Regions from separate parts of the Mus musculus genome. Here region 1 is linked to region 2. A link is a loop called in an ENCODE intact Hi-C map of the cell type or tissue named here. Cell type or tissue: left cerebral cortex. All regions are shown on one strand. Links, peaks and the distances in the headings refer to the core of each region. The heading gives the core; the rest is flanking DNA. Region 1 holds the start of Snrnp70 (small nuclear ribonucleoprotein 70 (U1)). Region 2 holds the start of Gm39006 (a long non-coding RNA gene).

What was found. Peaks named below come from ENCODE experiments on the same cell type or tissue, not always from the same donor. Only the 100,000 strongest peaks of a DNase experiment are listed, where the experiment ranks them.
Region 1: it touches region 2 in a loop (3-fold over the local background); 16 of 42 quality-filtered maps call a loop at or near these places.

The regions. Positions count from the first base shown.
Region 1 is chr7:45,392,659-45,400,988 of GRCm38, reverse strand. Snrnp70 (small nuclear ribonucleoprotein 70 (U1)) reads left to right here and starts at 5,247. Exons shown (of 10, transcript NM_009224.5): 1 at 5,247-5,480; 2 at 6,174-6,330. The coding sequence starts at 6,184. In left cerebral cortex, for the core only: a CTCF peak has its summit at 4,605 (motif pointing right); DNase peaks (open chromatin) are centred at 5,149 and 5,517; H3K4me3 peaks cover 2,770 bases; H3K27ac peaks cover 1,365 bases.
Region 2 is chr7:45,301,181-45,309,510 of GRCm38, reverse strand. Trpm4 (transient receptor potential cation channel, subfamily M, member 4) reads left to right here. Exons shown (of 25, transcript NM_175130.4): 18 at 281-413; 19 at 793-967; 20 at 1,090-1,267; 21 at 4,017-4,222; 22 at 4,431-4,563; 23 at 4,644-4,716; 24 at 4,797-4,902; 25 at 5,819-6,356. The coding sequence ends at 5,823. Gm39006 (a long non-coding RNA gene) reads left to right here and starts at 7,151. Exons shown (of 2, transcript XR_882064.2): 1 at 7,151-7,678; 2 at 8,286-8,330. In left cerebral cortex, for the core only: a CTCF peak has its summit at 4,047 (motif pointing left); DNase peaks (open chromatin) are centred at 4,072 and 4,481; H3K4me3 peaks cover 365 bases.

The sequences.
Region 1 (8,330 bases), core at 313-8,312, 91 kb before region 2:
TTTTGCCAGGCGGGGTAGCTCATGCCTTTAGTCCCAGCACTCAGGAGGCAGAGGCAGGCGAATTTCTGAGTTCGAGGCCAGCTTGGTCTACAGAGTGTGTTCCAGGACAGCCAGGGCTACACAGAGAAACCCTGTCTCGAAAAACCAAAAAAAAAAAAAAAAAAAAAAAAAAAAAGAGCTTTTTAAGATGCATGGGGATGGTACGCAAGTGCTCTATTCCTGACCCATCCTGTCCACACCCTGCTTGCTGCCCCCTCTCTCTTTTGTTTTGAGGCAAGGTCTTTCAAACCTATTTGATTACATTAAAATACAACATTCCTGGACCATTAGAAGCTTGAGGGAATTCTTTTTTCCACTTTGTATTTATTTTGTTTTTAGACAAGGTCTCACCATTTAATTTGCTGTCTAGATATGGAGACTAGGCTGCCCTTGAACTCACAGAGTTGCCTGCCTGTGCCTCAAGTGTATTAGGGTTAAATACATGCACCACCAAGACGCTCTTTATAATTTTTATTTTTTTATTTGTTTGAGACAGGGTTTCTTTGTATATCCCTGGCTGTCCTGGAACTCGTGTTCTGTAGACCAGGCTGGCCTCGAACTCAGAAATCCACCTGCCTCTGCCTCCCAGGTGCTGGGATTGAAGCCATGTGCCACCACTGCCTGGCAATTTTTTATTGTTTTTAATTATGTACATTGGTGCATGGGGGGGGACACTTGAGTGCAGGTCGTGGTGTGGGCCAGAAAGAGGGCAGAAGATCCTCTGCTCATTGGCAGCTGAGCCCCAAGGATCCTCCTCTCTAACTCCAAACACAGACTTGGTGTTTGTGAGACACCAGATTCGAGCTCTGGACAGCAACCTCTTTTTTAAAAAAATAATTTATTTTATCTTACATGCATAGGCATGAGGGTGTCAGATCCCCTGGAACTGGAATTATAGACAGTTGTGAGCTGCCACGTGGGTGCTAGGAATTGAACTCAGGTCCTCTGGAAGAGCAGTCAGTGCTCTTAACTGCTGAGCCATCTCTCCAGCCTGAGAGGTGCTGTAGTGCCAGGGAAATGTTAGTCATCTCCCAAAACAAACTGGAGCCAATATGAGGCAACTCACAGCAGGGTCTTTATTCTATTTGAGCTAGCTTTCCCCCCCCTGCCATTCCCCTCCACCAACGCATCAGGAAACACAGGACAGTTTTGGTGGTGGGGGAGACCCAAGGCAAGGCTTTACAGTAAGCAGCAAGCGGCAGGGGGCGAGGGGGGGGGGATAAATGTGCAAGCATCTAATTGAAAAGCTACTGTGGCCTTTAACACAATTGGCTGGTGCTGGGAGTCATAAACTTAATTTCACCTCTGCATTGATGGTGATTAGGCAAGGGGTGGGCTTGTAACCTGGGGGTGCAGGTTTGTTGGGGAATAACCTGGAGATGCTGGTCTTGTTGAGGGTGTAACCTGAAGACACTGGTCTTGCTGGGGATTATTCTAGAGACTGGAGCTAGGCTCAGGTTTTGTTGGGGGAGGGGGGGCAACTTGGAAACTAATGCTAGGTACCAGCCTGTAAGTTTACCTGAGTTCAAACTTAGGTCAGGTTCTCTAAAATGAAGTCTGGACTTGGCCTCTTAGTGCCTAATCTTATTGCAACTTGATATGCTATGTTTGTTTGCTATCCCTGGGAAACCTGCCTTTTCTGCAGGACAACAGAGGAGGAGTGGGAGGGGAGGGAGGAGGTGGGAGGGTGTCTTAGTCAGGGTTTCTATTCCTACACAAACATGACCAAGAAGCAGGTTGGGGAGGAAAGGGTTTATTCGACTTACACTTCCACATTGCTGTTCATCACCAAGGAAGTCAGGACTGGAACTCAAGCAGGTCAGGAAGCAGGAGCTAATGCAGAGGACATGGAGGGATGTTACTTACTGGCTGGCTTCCCCTGGCTTGCTCAGCCTGCTTTCTTATAGAACCCAAGACTACCAGCCCAGAGATGGCACCACCCACAAGGGGACCTCCCCCCTTGATCACTAATTGAGAAAATGCCTTACAGTTGGATCTCGTGGAGGCATTTCCCCAACTGAAGCTCCTTTCTCTGTGATAACTCCAGCCTGTGTCAAGTTGACACAAAACTAGGCAGTACAGAGGGTAAACTTCTGTCAGGATGAGGGAGAGTAAATTAATGAAAGAGCCTAGTACCTTGGCACAGGCCTTTAATCTCAGCATTTGGCAGGTAGAGGCAGGTGGCTATCTGTGAGTTCAAGAACAGCCTCATCTAAAGAGATAATTCCAGGACAGCCAGAGCTAAAGAGAAGTCCTGTTCCCAAAAACAAAAACAAAAAACAAACAAACAACACCCCCAGGAAAAAAAATAAACAAATCAACAAAACGTCCTGAGTTTAAATCCCTACCACTTTTATGACCTGGGAGTGGGAGTGTATGTTAGTAGGAGGGCCAGAATTTCAAGGCCATCCTGTAGTGGCTCATAAAGAGATAGAGAAGGGATGTGTTTGGTGGCTTTGCAACCAGGTGTGTGTGTGGGGGTGCCTCTGCGGGCCCATGCTGAGACATCCCTTCCTCCTGAGGGACCAGCCACACGATGGTATAGTATAAAACAGAGTTTATTCAGGGCATGGGGAGGGGAGCTGAGAGGGTAGTAGAGACAGAGAAAGGCAGAGAGAGAAAGAGTAGAGGAGTAGAGGCAGGCCATGAGCACGTGGGGAGAGAGGCAGGAGGGGAAATGGAGAGGGGTGGGGGTGGGGCAGGAGCAAGGGACGGAGGGAGAACAAGAAGGCAAGAGAGGGAGGAGGGGGCAAGCAGCCCCTTTTATAGTGAGTCAGGCACACCTGGCTGCTGCCAAGTAACTGCGGGGCAGAGCCTAGACAAAATGTCAACACACCCTTCACTACATAAGGGTTCAATGCCATCTTGGGTTACCTTGTAAGTTTGTTTTTGTTTTTTGAGACTTGGTCTCTCTGTCATATAGAGATCTACATCTAGACCTGGAACTGGACATGTAGCCCAGACTGGCCTCAAATTCCAGAGGTTCACCTGCCTCTGCCTCCAAAATGCTGGGACTAAAGTTGTGTGCAGCCATGCACTGCAGGTTGGGGTGGAGATCAGAGGTCAAGGCCCCACCGAGTTTTTGGTTTTCCTCAGTCACTCTCCACCTTAATTATCCAGGCCTTTCACTCCACCTGGAATTAAACTCTTGGCGACTGAGAGGAATCCTCCCCTCTCCATCTTTCGTGCTGGAGTTATAGACAGCGCTCTAAGTGCTGAGATTTTTACAGGTGCAGAGGAGGGGCATGTGGGTGAACTCGGCTCCTTATACAGAAGCCATCTCCCCAGCTCCTCTCTTTGTTTTCCTGAGAGAGGCTTCTCTGTAGCACAGGCTGGCCTTTAAACTACAAACCCTGGGTAGTGGCAAATTCTGTAAACCCAGCACATAGAAAGCTGAGTCAGGGGGATTGCCAAGAGGTGAAGGTCAGGGTGGAGAGGACTTTTTTGTAGAGTTGCCCCAGGTTCCATCCCAAACTCAGATAATCTAGGAGCCTGTAATCCCATTAATATGGGAGTGAGATGGACAGGGTTAGCCTGAGCTGCTCTATGGGCAGTGCACTCTAAAGTTTTGTGTGTGTGTGTGTGTGTGTGGTTTTTCGAAACAGGGTTTCTCCATGTAGCCCTGGCTGTCCTGGAACTACTCTGTAGACCAGGATGACCTCAAACTCAGAAATCCTCCTGCCGTTGCCTCCCAAGTGCTGGGATTAAAGGCCTGCGCCACCACTGCCCAGCTTTACTTTAAAAATTTATGTATGTATGTATGTATGTATGTATGTATGTGTATGAGCGCTCTACATGCCTGTATGCCTCCATAACAGAGAGCATAAAACAGAATAGGGCATTAGATCCCATTATAGATAGTTGTGAGCTATCATGTGGTTGCTGGAAATCAAATTCAGGACCGTGGGAGGGAGCAGCCAGTTGCCCTTAACTGCTGAGTCATCTCTCCAGATCCTTCATTGTCTCCAATGAAGAAGAAAGAAACAAAAGAAAGAAGGAAGAAGGAGAAAGAAGAGAAAATGAAAAAGAAAAAGCCTGGAATTGTGTGCTCTATGCCTTTGATCCCAGCACTCTGGAGGCAGAGGTCAGTGGGTTCAAGGTCAGCCTGGTGTACAGAAAACAGGAAATATATATGTGTGTGTGTATATATATATATATACACACACACATATACACACACACACATATATATAAAAAGATAAAATATACATACTGATACAAAATGCAAAGACATCTTTGGCTATGGTGAAACTTTGTCTGAAAAAAAGTAAAGATAAAAACAACAGAACACATTAAAAAGGAAAAGTAGGGGTTGGGGATTTAGCTCAGTGGTAGAGCAAGGCCCTGGGTTTGGTCCTCAGCTCTGAGAAAGAAAAAAATAAAAGACAAAATAAAAAGGAAAAATAATACAAAACAGATTTATCTTTTTCTCTCAACAATATGAGCTCCAGGAAGAAGAGATGACTTTTTTTTAAAGATTTATTCATTTATTATATGTAAGTACACTGTAGCTGTCCTCAGATACTCCAGAAGAGGGCATCAGATTTCGTTATGGATGGTTGTGAGCCACCATGTGGTTGCTGGCATTTGAACTCGGGACCTTCGGAAGAGCAGTCGGCGCTCTTAACCACTGAGCCAAAGAGATGACTATTTTATCATGAGCCAAACGGTGGCTAGCACATACAAAAATTTTGGGAAAGAGTTCTCTCTCTCTCTCTCTTTTTCCTCCCTGTGACAGGGTTTCTCTTTATAGCCCTGGCTGTCCGGGAACTCACTCTGTAGACCAGGCTGGCCTCGAACTCAGAAATCCGCCTGCCTCTGCCTCCTAAGTGCTGGGATAAAAGGCGTGCACAACCGCTACCCGGGCAAGAGTTTCCTGTCAAATCCAACGTAAACGCAAAGACCCTGTTCATGCAGGCACTTTTTGACAGGCTGCGGAAGGATATGCGACGTGGTGCATCACTTAGACGCATGCGCACAAGGTCCGGGAAGTGTAAGGAGAAAGGGCGGACCTTCCATAAGTGTCTCGCGGTCATAGGCGGTTAGCTAGAGCGCGAGGCTGAGACCGACCTAGGTCCGATCACGCATGCGCAGTACGACAGCCGGGCCGCGGATGTTTAGCCATTTCAGAATGAGTACAGTTTTGGCGCATGCGCAGTGCCCCTGGTAAGGCCTGGACTGCTGTGAGGGTGTCGTTTGACTCGTACGGCGCATGCGCATTGCGAAAGGCGGAGGGATTCGAGTCGTCTCCACTCCCAGTTCTGGTCGCGAGCTGAGGCCGCGCGGGTTGTGAGGAGAGGTCTGGTTTGCGCGCGCTGCGCGGACCACCGAAGCTACCTGACGCGGGCGCCGCCGAAGTGGAAGTCGGAGCGGGAGTTTTTGTTTGTGAAGGGCGGCCGCGAGGCCTGAGGCTAACGTCAGGCTGAGGAGAGCGCCGCGCGGTGAGTGAGTGGGTGAATGAGAGGCCTTAACGGGGAGTGGGGCCGCTACCCACAAGCCCTTGCGGGGTTCCCGAACCCTTTCCCCGCTGCTGTGGCCCGTTTCCCGGGTTAGTGCCTTTGACTTCTCCCTCTGCGTCCCCCATCCTTTACCCAGAGTTCTCTGGGCACTCCAGCCTTCTTTCCCTCAGGATCCCCCTCCCCCAATCTCCTGCGGTCCCCTACCCACAGGCCCTTGCGGTTTGTGTGTTGCCTTTTTTTCTCGCCTTTTTTTTTTTTTTTTTTTTTGGTCGCATCCTGGACCTCTACCCATAATTCCTTTCGTCTCTCGGCTCCTAGATATTTTACGCAGAGGCCCCTGGCTTCCTGGATATTATCCTTATGGCCTCCCTTGAAATCCCTACTTCATAATCTTAAAGGTATGAAGCGAGCAACCTCTAGAGCGCGAGGCTTCGACCTGGGTCCCACACCTCCTACTCCTTTTCCCCTTTGTTTTCTGTTACCAGCCTTAAGTTTTTCAGCTCTTACCAAGAGCTTTTCTTCAAGCAGATGTTGGTCACTCCCTTGACCAGGATAGCAGCATCCGTCTCCAAATCTCACACCTGTTTGTTTGTTTGTTTGTTTGTTTTGGGTGAAGGGGGCCTAAAAGAAAGCAGTGCTAAGTAAAGTATGCTAACATAACGTTTCTGGTCTTAGATTTGGCAAGATGACACAGTTTCTGCCTCCCAACCTTCTGGCCCTTTTTGCACCCCGAGATCCCATCCCATACCTGCCACCCCTGGAAAAGCTGCCACATGAAAAACACCATAACCAACCTTACTGTGGCATTGCACCATACATCCGAGAGTTTGAGGTGAGCATGTTGGGAGGGAGGGTTTAGCTCTGGATGGGGCAGGCTACCCTGAGGCATTCGGCTTCAAAACAGTTTTAGTTGTGTGGTTCACACATGTGGCTTTTACGTTTTCTGATCATGTTTTGTGCTTTTGTGTGCATTTTAATTTTTTTAATTATACTTTTGTATATGTGGGTGTATGTGCAAATCTGTGAATGTCGGAGGACAGCTTGAAAGAGGCCATTCTCTCCATCTTGTGGGTCCAAGAGATGAAGCCTAGGTTGTCAGGCGTGGCTGCAAGAGCCTTAGCCTGCAGAACCATAGTGCTAACCTCTTTTCGTTGAGTTTTGAGATACGGTTTTGCTGTGTAGCTTAGATCTTATGGCAGTCCTTTCTCAGTCATGTAAATGCTGCATGTAATGGGTGTGTGCTTCCAGGAGCGGCTCATTTCCTTGTAGGGTTAAGAATATCTTTTGTATGGATGTGGTAGTCCCTAGCCCAAGTGATTGGCCAAATTGGTTACATTGGCAATTGTGTCTCCACCCTGACTCCTAAGTCCCCAGACAGGGTTTCTCTGTGTAGCCCTGGCTGTTCTGGAACTCACTCTGTAGACCAGGCTGGCCTCAAACTCAAGAGATCTGCTTGCCTTTGCCTCTCCAGGGTTAGGTGATCCACCTCTGTCGATTTTGTTTTGTTTGTGGGTTGTTGTTGTTTTGACTCTTTGGCTGGGGGGTGGGGGGAATACATTCTTTCATGGTCTTGTAGATTTCTCCTTGTCACTAAGGCTAAACTTGAACTCTTGATGCTTACTGTACTCAAAGAGTTAGAATTATAAGTATCTGCCACTAACCCAGAAAACATAATGTTTAACGCATTGGTTAGGTTGGCCTTTAGCAAGAGGTAGCAGTAAGATGAAACCAGTAGAGAGCTGAGTCACAGAATTTATGTTAAAGGGTTTGGAATAAGGCAGTAAATATCAATGCTTGTCAATGTAGTTACTGTTTTTTTGTCTTTAAGAGGACAAGGTTGCGTAGACAATATGATTTAGCAGTAAAAGGTGATTGCTGCCAAGAAATCCGAGTTCTGTTCCTAGAATCCACAATATGGAAGGAGAGGGTATGCTCTAGCATGCTGTCCTCTGATCTCTATGTGCACAGTGATACGCACATACATCCTTAGCTAAATAAACAAACAGATAAATAAATAATGTAAAAGTAAGGTTATTTTTAGAAGAGGATAGTGTTTACTAGTGCTGAACACTATAGCATCTTGCAGTGCTCACAGCTGGGAGCTAGGGGTTTGGCTCTACTTGCTGAGTACATATGACTTAATCTGAGTCACTTGAGCTTCTTGGAGTCAGTTCTTTTATGCAGAAAGTTTGTCATGCCCACCTTCAGAGCAAACCTAAGGAATACTGCCATATAACCACAAGTCTTAGGAGGAACATTCTGATATTGAGTAGGAAAAGCAGAATTTACTAGATAACAGAAAGGTGATTCTTTAGTAATATTTGTCTGCCTACCTTGGTAAACCTCTACTTGAGAAATGTTATTATACAATAAATATTTAATTTAATGGATATAGCTCAGGGGTACCCTTTTTGCAGGTCATGTGCCAATTAGCATTTAATGATAGCCTGGAGAGGTATCATTTTATGACTTGCTATGTCTTTGCAGATTGTCTTGCTTTGGAGGTCTGCCCTGTCCACCATTATTTCAGGCATATTTCTAGCTTTTGGCTGTCTGTAAATCATATTTGGAACTGTGGAAAGTGACAGGATTCTTGGCTATGGAAGGAACTATGCAGCTTTGGTATTATATTTTACAGCTATGACATCTACATCATGTCAAATGGCTATAGGCATTTAGACTGATGTTCTTTTTTTTTTTTTTACCCTGTCCTGAGCTTGCTCTGTAGACCAGGCTGGACTCCCATTCAGAGATCAGCCTGCCAGTTCTCTCAAGTGCTGGTAAAGGTGTGTGCTACCATTGCCCAGAAATTGATGCTTTTGGTAAATACAA
Region 2 (8,330 bases), core at 19-8,018:
TTTAGGGGATCCCTCCCCTTTTGTGGGGAAACAGGGTCTCACTCTGTAGCCCTGGCAGGCCTGTCTGGAATTCCCAGAGATCCTTCTTCCCTGGCCTCCCCAGAACTTGGATAACAGGCGCGCGGCATGGCACATTCTAAACGATTCTTAGAAGGCCATCCATCCATACTCAGTCCAGAGAAAGCTGATCAGAGGGTCCCTGCCTCTGCCCTGTGAGACCTCAGCTTCGTCTGAGGAGACACCCCGGATCTGAGCTGTGCTCTCTCCCCCAACTCCTCAGGCTGACCCCTGGGCTCTTTGACTTGGGACGCACCGTCCTCTGCCTTGACTTCATGATCTTCACACTGCGCCTGCTGCACATCTTCACGGTGAACAAGCAGCTGGGGCCCAAGATTGTCATAGTGAGCAAAATGGTGAGTCTGAGGAGGAGGGGCAGAGCAAGGTGGGAGAGAATGGGACCTGGAGTGCAGGGGGGTGGAGCCAGGGGTGAAGGGCAGAATCTCGAGGGACCACAGAGGACATGGGGAGGGGTTGGGGGAGTGGAGTCTGAAAGGGAGGGCCTTGCCTTTTAGTGGCAGGATGTGGACCTGAAGGTGGCCGGGGCTGGGGTGGGGTGGGGTGGGTGGAGGGGAGGGCTTCTGAGGTGGGCAGGCAGGACAAGAAGGGACAGGCCTTTGAGGATGCTGTGTCTAAGACAGGGAGAGTAGCCAGCTGGAGTAGGCGTTCTGGGAAGGGGCGGAGCCAGGGAGGAAAGGGCTGGGTCATTTCACCCACATCTTCCTCTGCTTCTAGATGAAGGATGTATTCTTCTTCCTCTTCTTCCTCTGCGTGTGGCTTGTAGCTTATGGGGTGGCCACAGAGGGGATCCTGAGGCCCCAGGACCGCAGTCTACCGAGTATCCTGCGCAGGGTCTTCTACCGACCGTATCTGCAGATCTTCGGACAAATTCCCCAGGAGGAAATGGACGGTAGGAAAGGGCTCTCCAGCTGAGTCTGCGTCTCTCTCAGTGGGTCTCTGACTGTGTCTCTGTCTCCCATCTCCTCCCCTCTCCCTGCTTCTCTCTGCTCACACCTGCTGTTCCTTTTGCAGTGGCCCTCATGATTCCAGGTAACTGCTCAATGGAGCGGGGCTCCTGGGCTCATCCGGAGGGGCCCGTCGCAGGCTCCTGTGTGTCCCAGTATGCCAACTGGCTGGTGGTGTTGCTCCTTATCGTCTTCTTGCTGGTGGCCAATATCCTGTTGCTCAACCTGCTCATCGCCATGTTCAGGTGTGCCTGGCCTTGCCACCCGGGGCTTCCCCCAACTTGAACCTGTTCAATATGTGCCATGTCCTGACTTTGACCCAGTGCTGGCCTGATCCTGTGCCTTCCTTACCTGGGCTTTGAAACTCGTTGCTATTGTTTTGGCATCTCTGAGGCAGTGTCTTGGAACTTAGGGTAATCTTGCCTCTACCTCTTAGCACCGGGATCACATGCGTGCCTCCAGGGCACTAAACGCTTTTCTTTTGAAGAAGCCCACTTTAGTGACTTGTTTGCAGTTTGTTTTATTTGTGTGTATGAATGTTTTGCCTGCATGTATGTATGTGTACCATGTGCGTGGAAAGTGCCTATGGTGGTCAGAAGAAGGACATCGGATCCTCTGGGACTGGAGTTACAGGTGACTGTGAGCTACCGAGTAGCTGCTGGAAACTGAGTCTGGATCCTTTTGCAAGAGCAGCCAGTGCTCTTAACCTTAGCTGAGCCATCGCTCCAGTCCGGTTTTTTTTTGTTTGTTTGGTTTTGGTTTTTGGTTTTTGTTGCTTATATTCTTGCTCTTGTCGCATGTAATGTGATTTATTTTGTGTGTCTGGTCCTTCAAAGGATCCCCAGTTGCTAGTTAACTGGTTCTTTAAGATTTCTTAGCTGAGTCAGGCCTTTAATCCTAGCACTTGGGAGGCAGAGGCAGGCAGAGCTCTGAGTTCCAGCTCAGCCTGGTCTACAGAGTGAGTTCCAGGACAGCCAGGGCTACACAGAGAAACCCTGTCTGGAAAGAAAACAAAAAGAAAAACAGACAAACAAACAAAAGAGCTCATAGCTGTTAGAATTGCCTGATGCCAGGGACTTCAGTGGTGATTGCCTTTTGGATTTCCGGGAACGGGAGAGGATATATAAGGCCAGCTGAGGCTGAGAAAGGACTTGGGCTTGGGCAACCAGGGTGAGAAGAGAAGACAGTTGGAGACAGTTGAGCCAGGAGAAGCTGAGCTGAGAAGATAGGCTAGACCAGTTGTTACAGTTTGGAGCTGCTAGATTGGGAAAACTGGGAGAAGGGACACACTCACGCAGGCTCTTAACCTAGTGGATCTAGAGCCCAGTCCCTACGCATGCTGAATCCCAGTCGCTCGCTCACGTGGTAACGCATTTATTCCCTATTTGTGCAGAGTCAGGGAGACAATATTGGGGTGGAGACTCTTAGCTGTCTCTTTACGTTGGCATAAGCAGAGCCCTGCCTCAGATTCCTCACCTCTGCTGTCACACAGCCTTAGCAAATGAGCAGGGACCTGGGTCACACCTCCACTCATGACATTGTGCTCACAATGCTGCCCATGTATTGACTTCCCAGGGCATCTTCACAGAGCTTTTAACACAGAGGAAACAACGAGCTATTTGGTATTAAATGGACCCAAGTTGATTTAGTCACTAATGCACACCTTCATTCTGACCAACCACTCATTCTGAGCCTGTTATGCGCCAAACACAAGGACCTCAGCTCGATGCCCGGAATCCGAAGCAGACTGTCCCCAGCTGAGGGTAGATCAGTTGGGAGAAACCTTTGAAGGGGCGGGGCTGGAAACTAGGAGGAGGGCTGGCAGGGAGTTAAGAGAACTGGTTATTATTTGTAAGAATAGGAAACATTAAAAGGAAAAAGAAATTTTAAAAAACCCACACATTTTACAGTCCCATACAGAGGGTCAATCTAAACTCCAGAGTCTGGAAACTTAAGAGTTGATTTTGGGGTTTAGCTCTTAGCTATTGATCATTAGCCCATTTGGAGTTAATTTAGTTCGCAGTGTGAGGACAGGCCCTACTTCAGTCTTTGTGTCAGTTCAGGAGAGTGCATTAAAGACACTGGGCATAAAGTCCTTGTTAGAAACCAGCTGGGCTCAGGATGGTGTGGTGGAGCAAGCTTGTCCCAGCACTCGGAAGGTCAAGGCAGGAGGATCAGAAGCCTGGGGTACATGAATCCCTATATCAGAATCAAACAGGGGATGGAGAGATGGCTCAGTGGTTAGGGTCACTGACTGCTTTTATAGAGGACATGGGATCGACTCCCAGCACTCACGTGGAAGTTCACAACTTCCTGTAATCCCAGTTCCAGGAGATCCGACATCCTCTTCTGGCCTCTGTGGGTAATATGCACAGACATACATGTAGGCAAAATAGTTATGCATGTAAAAATAAATTAACCTTTAAAAAAAAAATCCAGGCAATGGTGGCTCATGCCTTTAATCCCAGCACTTGGGAGGCAGGGGCCAGTGAATCTCTGAGTTCAAGGCCAGCCTGGTCTACAAGAGTTCCAGGATAGCCAGGGCTACACAGAGAAACCCTGTCTCAAAAACAAAAACAAAAACTATCAAGAACCCACTGTAGAATTTTGAAAACATCAAAGCCAGAATGTTGGAGTTGGGTGGCCGTGGCTCAGTCAGTAAAGCATTTGTCTTGCAAGCTCAAGGACCTCAGCTTGATGCCTGGAACCCGTGCAGACTCTTCATCCATTGTATGTATGTATGTATGTATGTATGTATGTATGTATGTATACATGCATGTACACCACATGAGTACAGTGCTGGCAGAGACCAGAAGAAGGCACTGATCTTTTGGAATTGGAGCTTCCATATTAGTGCTGAGAACTGAATGTGAGTGCTCTGCGGGTGCCACGTGCTCTTGCGGTCTCTGACTACTTTATCTCGACTCCTAATCCAGTCCTATGATCAGGGTCCTTTATTGGCTTCCCGTGACTATTGACCTCTGGCCTCCACAGCTACACCTTCAGCAAAGTGCACGGCAACAGCGACCTCTACTGGAAGGCACAGCGCTACAGCCTCATCCGGGAATTCCATTCGAGGCCTGCCCTGGCCCCACCCCTCATCATCATCTCTCATGTGCGCCTCCTCATCAAGTGGCTGCGCAGGTGTCGCAGGTGTCGCAGGGCTAACTTGCCCGCCTCCCCAGTCTTCGAGCACTTCCGTGAGACTGGAGCTTGGTCTGCATGGGAGTGGGGCGGGGGGGGGGGGGCGTTTGGGGAGGGGAGAAGAAAAGCAGGTGGGTGGGGCTCGGGGAAGGTGTCAGGATCTGCACCCATCTGGGGACGAGGCATGAGGAATTTGGTGGCTTTGGGGAGGGGACAAGTTCCCAAGTGGTCCTGCCCTTTGACTCCTGGGACTTGGCCCTGCAGGTGTCTGTCTCTCTAAGGAAGCAGAGCGGAAGCTGCTGACTTGGGAGTCTGTGCACAAAGAGAACTTCCTGTTGGCACAAGCTCGGGACAAGCGAGACAGTGACTCGGAGCGTTTGAAACGCACGTCTCAGAAGTGAGGCGGGGGCCTGCTGTGGGCAGGACCTGCAGGTGGGACGTTCTGTCTTCAGCTAGGAGAACTCTCTCTCTTTTTAGGGTGGACACTGCACTGAAGCAGCTGGGACAGATCAGAGAGTACGATCGGCGTCTGAGGGGGCTGGAGAGAGAGGTGAGGACCTGGGCGTGGGCTGGCGGGGCTGGGACCCCCTGCTTCCCTGCTCCTGCCTTGACTTATTCCTGTCTTCCCAGGTCCAACACTGTTCTCGAGTCCTGACTTGGATGGCTGAGGCCCTTAGCCACTCTGCCTTGCTGCCTCCAGGGGCCCCACCCCCTCCGAGCCCCACTGGTTCCAAAGGTCAGTGTGGTCCTGGGCTTCTGCAAGACATCCCCCCGTGGGCCTTCCCGTTGTTCCTGGGTCCCTTGCTTGGTCTGCTGAAGGCTCTGTTGTCTGCTTGTGTGGGGATGTGTGTAGCTGGCGTGAGTGTGCATGCCTGTGCAGGCCAGGGTTGACCTCTCTCTCTCTCTCTCTCTCTCTCTCTCTCATTCATTCCTTGAAACGGGACCTATCCCTAGGCCCAGGTGTCTCCAGTTGGCTTTGGGTTGCTGTCCCGACACACTGCGAAATCCTTCTGTACCTGCCCCACTCCCCCGTCTTTTGAAGTGGGTCCGGTGTTCACCCCAGGGTGCCACTGTCTCTCCCCGCTCTTTTTAATATGGCTGCTGTGTGCCTGTTCTGGTTTCATATCTGTTGCTAGGATAAAATACCGACCAAAAGCAACTTAGGGGATGAAGAATTTACTTGGCTTATGCTTCCAGGTTACAATCCATCAGTGAGGGAAACAGGGAGAGAGCGTGGACGTTCTCACCTATAACCAGAAAGCTCACAGCCAAAGAAACGCACCAGAAGCCACGAACAACGCTGTTCGCTGGACCACAGCACCTTCCGTCCAGCCAGCTTCAGCAAACAGTTCAGGACTCCTCACCCCAGGAAATGGGGTTGCCCACAGTGGCCTGGGCCTTTCTACACCAATTGGCAATCAAGATAATGCCCCCCAGACATGCCCACAGGTCTATTTGATCTAAACCATCGAGGCTCTTCCTCTCAAATGGCTCAGGTTGACAGAGCTTAACCAGGGCACAGTCTGAGCTCAGGTCTCCTGCTTGTGTGACAGGCACTTTGCCCACTGACTGTGTCCCCTGCACTGCTTCTTTTTGCCATTCTCTCATTTCCTGGGACTCATCACCCACTGTCCTCTCCGTCTCTCTTCCAGACTGAGTGTTCCTGGTGGATGTCTAGGTGTTTGCATCCAGAGAGGGTTCATTCCTCAAGCTGGGCCCAGTCTGCCTCAAGCGACACAACTGGTGGCCTTATCCTCACCACGAATCCCATGCTTATGGGTTGCTGTCCAGACACACTGCGAGTATCACCGAGGGACTCCTTCCCAGAGCAGCCTCACCTTGGGTGAATCAAGCTCTGAGCTGGCAAAGTTGGCCTCTTTGTGGGCCCAGCCACACAGCAGAGGAAGCAGGAGGGTCCTGGGGTGCAGGAACCACAGACCCTACACACAGCTTCCCCACAATGGGGAAATAAAACCATTTGATGAGGATTTTCGCACATGCTTGGCTCCTGTGGAGCAGGTGTGTGATGTTGGGAATCTGTCCTTCCCCAGACCATTGCAGCTGCCGACTTAGACCCAGAGCCTCTGTTTGGGTGGCTTTCCCTGCAGGAGACAGGGGCGTCTGAGCCCCTGCCGCTTTCTGCTTTCCCGTGGGAACATAACAGGGTGGTAATAAAGAGAGCTGGTCCCAGAGGAGGGTGGGCGCTGCTGTCATCTGCTCAGGCAACATACAAACAGATGATGCAGATTTGAGTAGGTAAATGCATATGTGTCTTTAAAAAGTCTAATTAGTGGAAAATTGCAGGCCACACTCACACGGGGGTGGAGGCAAATCCACATCATTATACATTGCAATTTAACTAAATAACCCATAACAAACTAAGACGGTAATGACAAGGCTGAACTGACAGCGATTATTAGTTAAATAGCGAGAAAGCCACCAGCAGCCAACACATCCAAAAATCAAAACCAAAACATCCTCCAAATTGGAGGGATTCCAGCTCCGGGGCCTCTCTGGGTGTAGAGCCATGTTGGAACACGGCCAGACGTACAACCAGACTCTCCCTGGAAATCCTGGGTCCATTCTGCCAACCCAAACGGTCACCATGGTGGCAGTAAGAAGGGGCTAGTGCTAGCACTCACTGACACATGTTGCCTTCTGTGTGGCTGGCCTTGTGTTGTCTGGTTCATAAATCCGACTTTTCCTAGAGTGCATCAAGGGAGGGCAGATCCATTTTTCTTGGGTGCTAGGAATTTAGATGTTTAAAGATTCCTTTTTTTTTTAGATTTATTTATTTATTGTTATATGTAAGTACACTGTAGCTGTCTTCAGAAGCTCCAGAAGAGAGTGTGAGATCTCATTACAGATGGTTTTGAGCCTCCATGTGGTTGCTGGGATTTGAACTCAGGACCTCTGGAAGAGCAATCAGTGCTCTTACCCGCTGAGCCATCTCTCCAGCCCCAAAGATTCCATTTTTATTTTGTGTGTGTGTTGGTGTGTATGTGTGTGTGTGTGTGTGTGTGTGTGTGTGTGTGTGTATGTGCCTGTGCATGTTCGTTCCTGCCTGTGTAGGTCGTCGTATTGATGCCACAATGTATGGATGAAGATCAGAGTGACAAGTTAGGGAGCAATGTTTTCCTTCTACCACGTGTCTCCCAGGAATCAAACTCAGGTTACAGCAAGCATCTTCCAGCACCACGTAATGGTGGCCCAGCCCTTCCCTGGGGGATTCTAGACAGGAGCTCTCTACCACTGGGCTACTCTCTTAATCTCTCTCTGGACTCTAGGAAACTGTGCTAGCTGCCTCCCCAGACCCCTTGAGCTTTTTTTGATCTAGGAACCAGCATATCTCGTCGGCAGAAATGTCACTCCAGATGGCTAAATTTGAGTGGATCTGTTTGTAAGAATCCTTTAAACTCAGTCCAGGAGTTTGGTTCAGGACCCCATGGAGGAGCCTCAATGTCTACTACATCCCTTGGCACTGTGGAGTCCAGGGAAACCAATGCTCATGTGTTAGTACCACTTTCTGAACTGAGAAAAGGCGAGCCCCCTCCCCCTCTCTGATCTTGGAGTCTTATGCCTTTTGGCTGCATCTATAACACAACACTAGACTAACTTGTAAGCAAGGCAAAGTCAAACCCCAGACCTGGCCAGGCAGTGGTGGCGCATGCCTATTAATCCCAGCACTTGGGAGGCAGAGGCAGGCAGATTTCCCGAGTTCAAGGCCAGCCTGGTCTACAGAGTGAGTTTTAGGACAGCCAGGGCTACACAGAGAAACCCTATCTGGAAAACCAAAACCAAAACCAAAAAACCCAGACGTGACGGTGTTGATGAGGAAAATGTACTTTTAGTGAGGGGTGGCTTCCTGCTATAGGAGAATGGGAGCTCTGTAGGTCGGGATGAGAGGAGCCTGGCCAGGATCTAGCTGGGATTTCTGTCAGACAAGTGGAGGGGGTGACCAGGAACAAGGGTCTGTATGGGTTACAAAAGTACAGACAGAAGCAACAGAGGAGAGGTTTATTTTGGCTTATGATTTTAAGGAATATTGTCCACTGCTGTGGGGGTAGCATGGTTATATTGAATCTGTGGTGTTAGCCCGTTCATGTCATGGCTTACTAGGAAGCAGCTATACGCCGGAAACGGATCCGCTCAAAGCCTCATTCC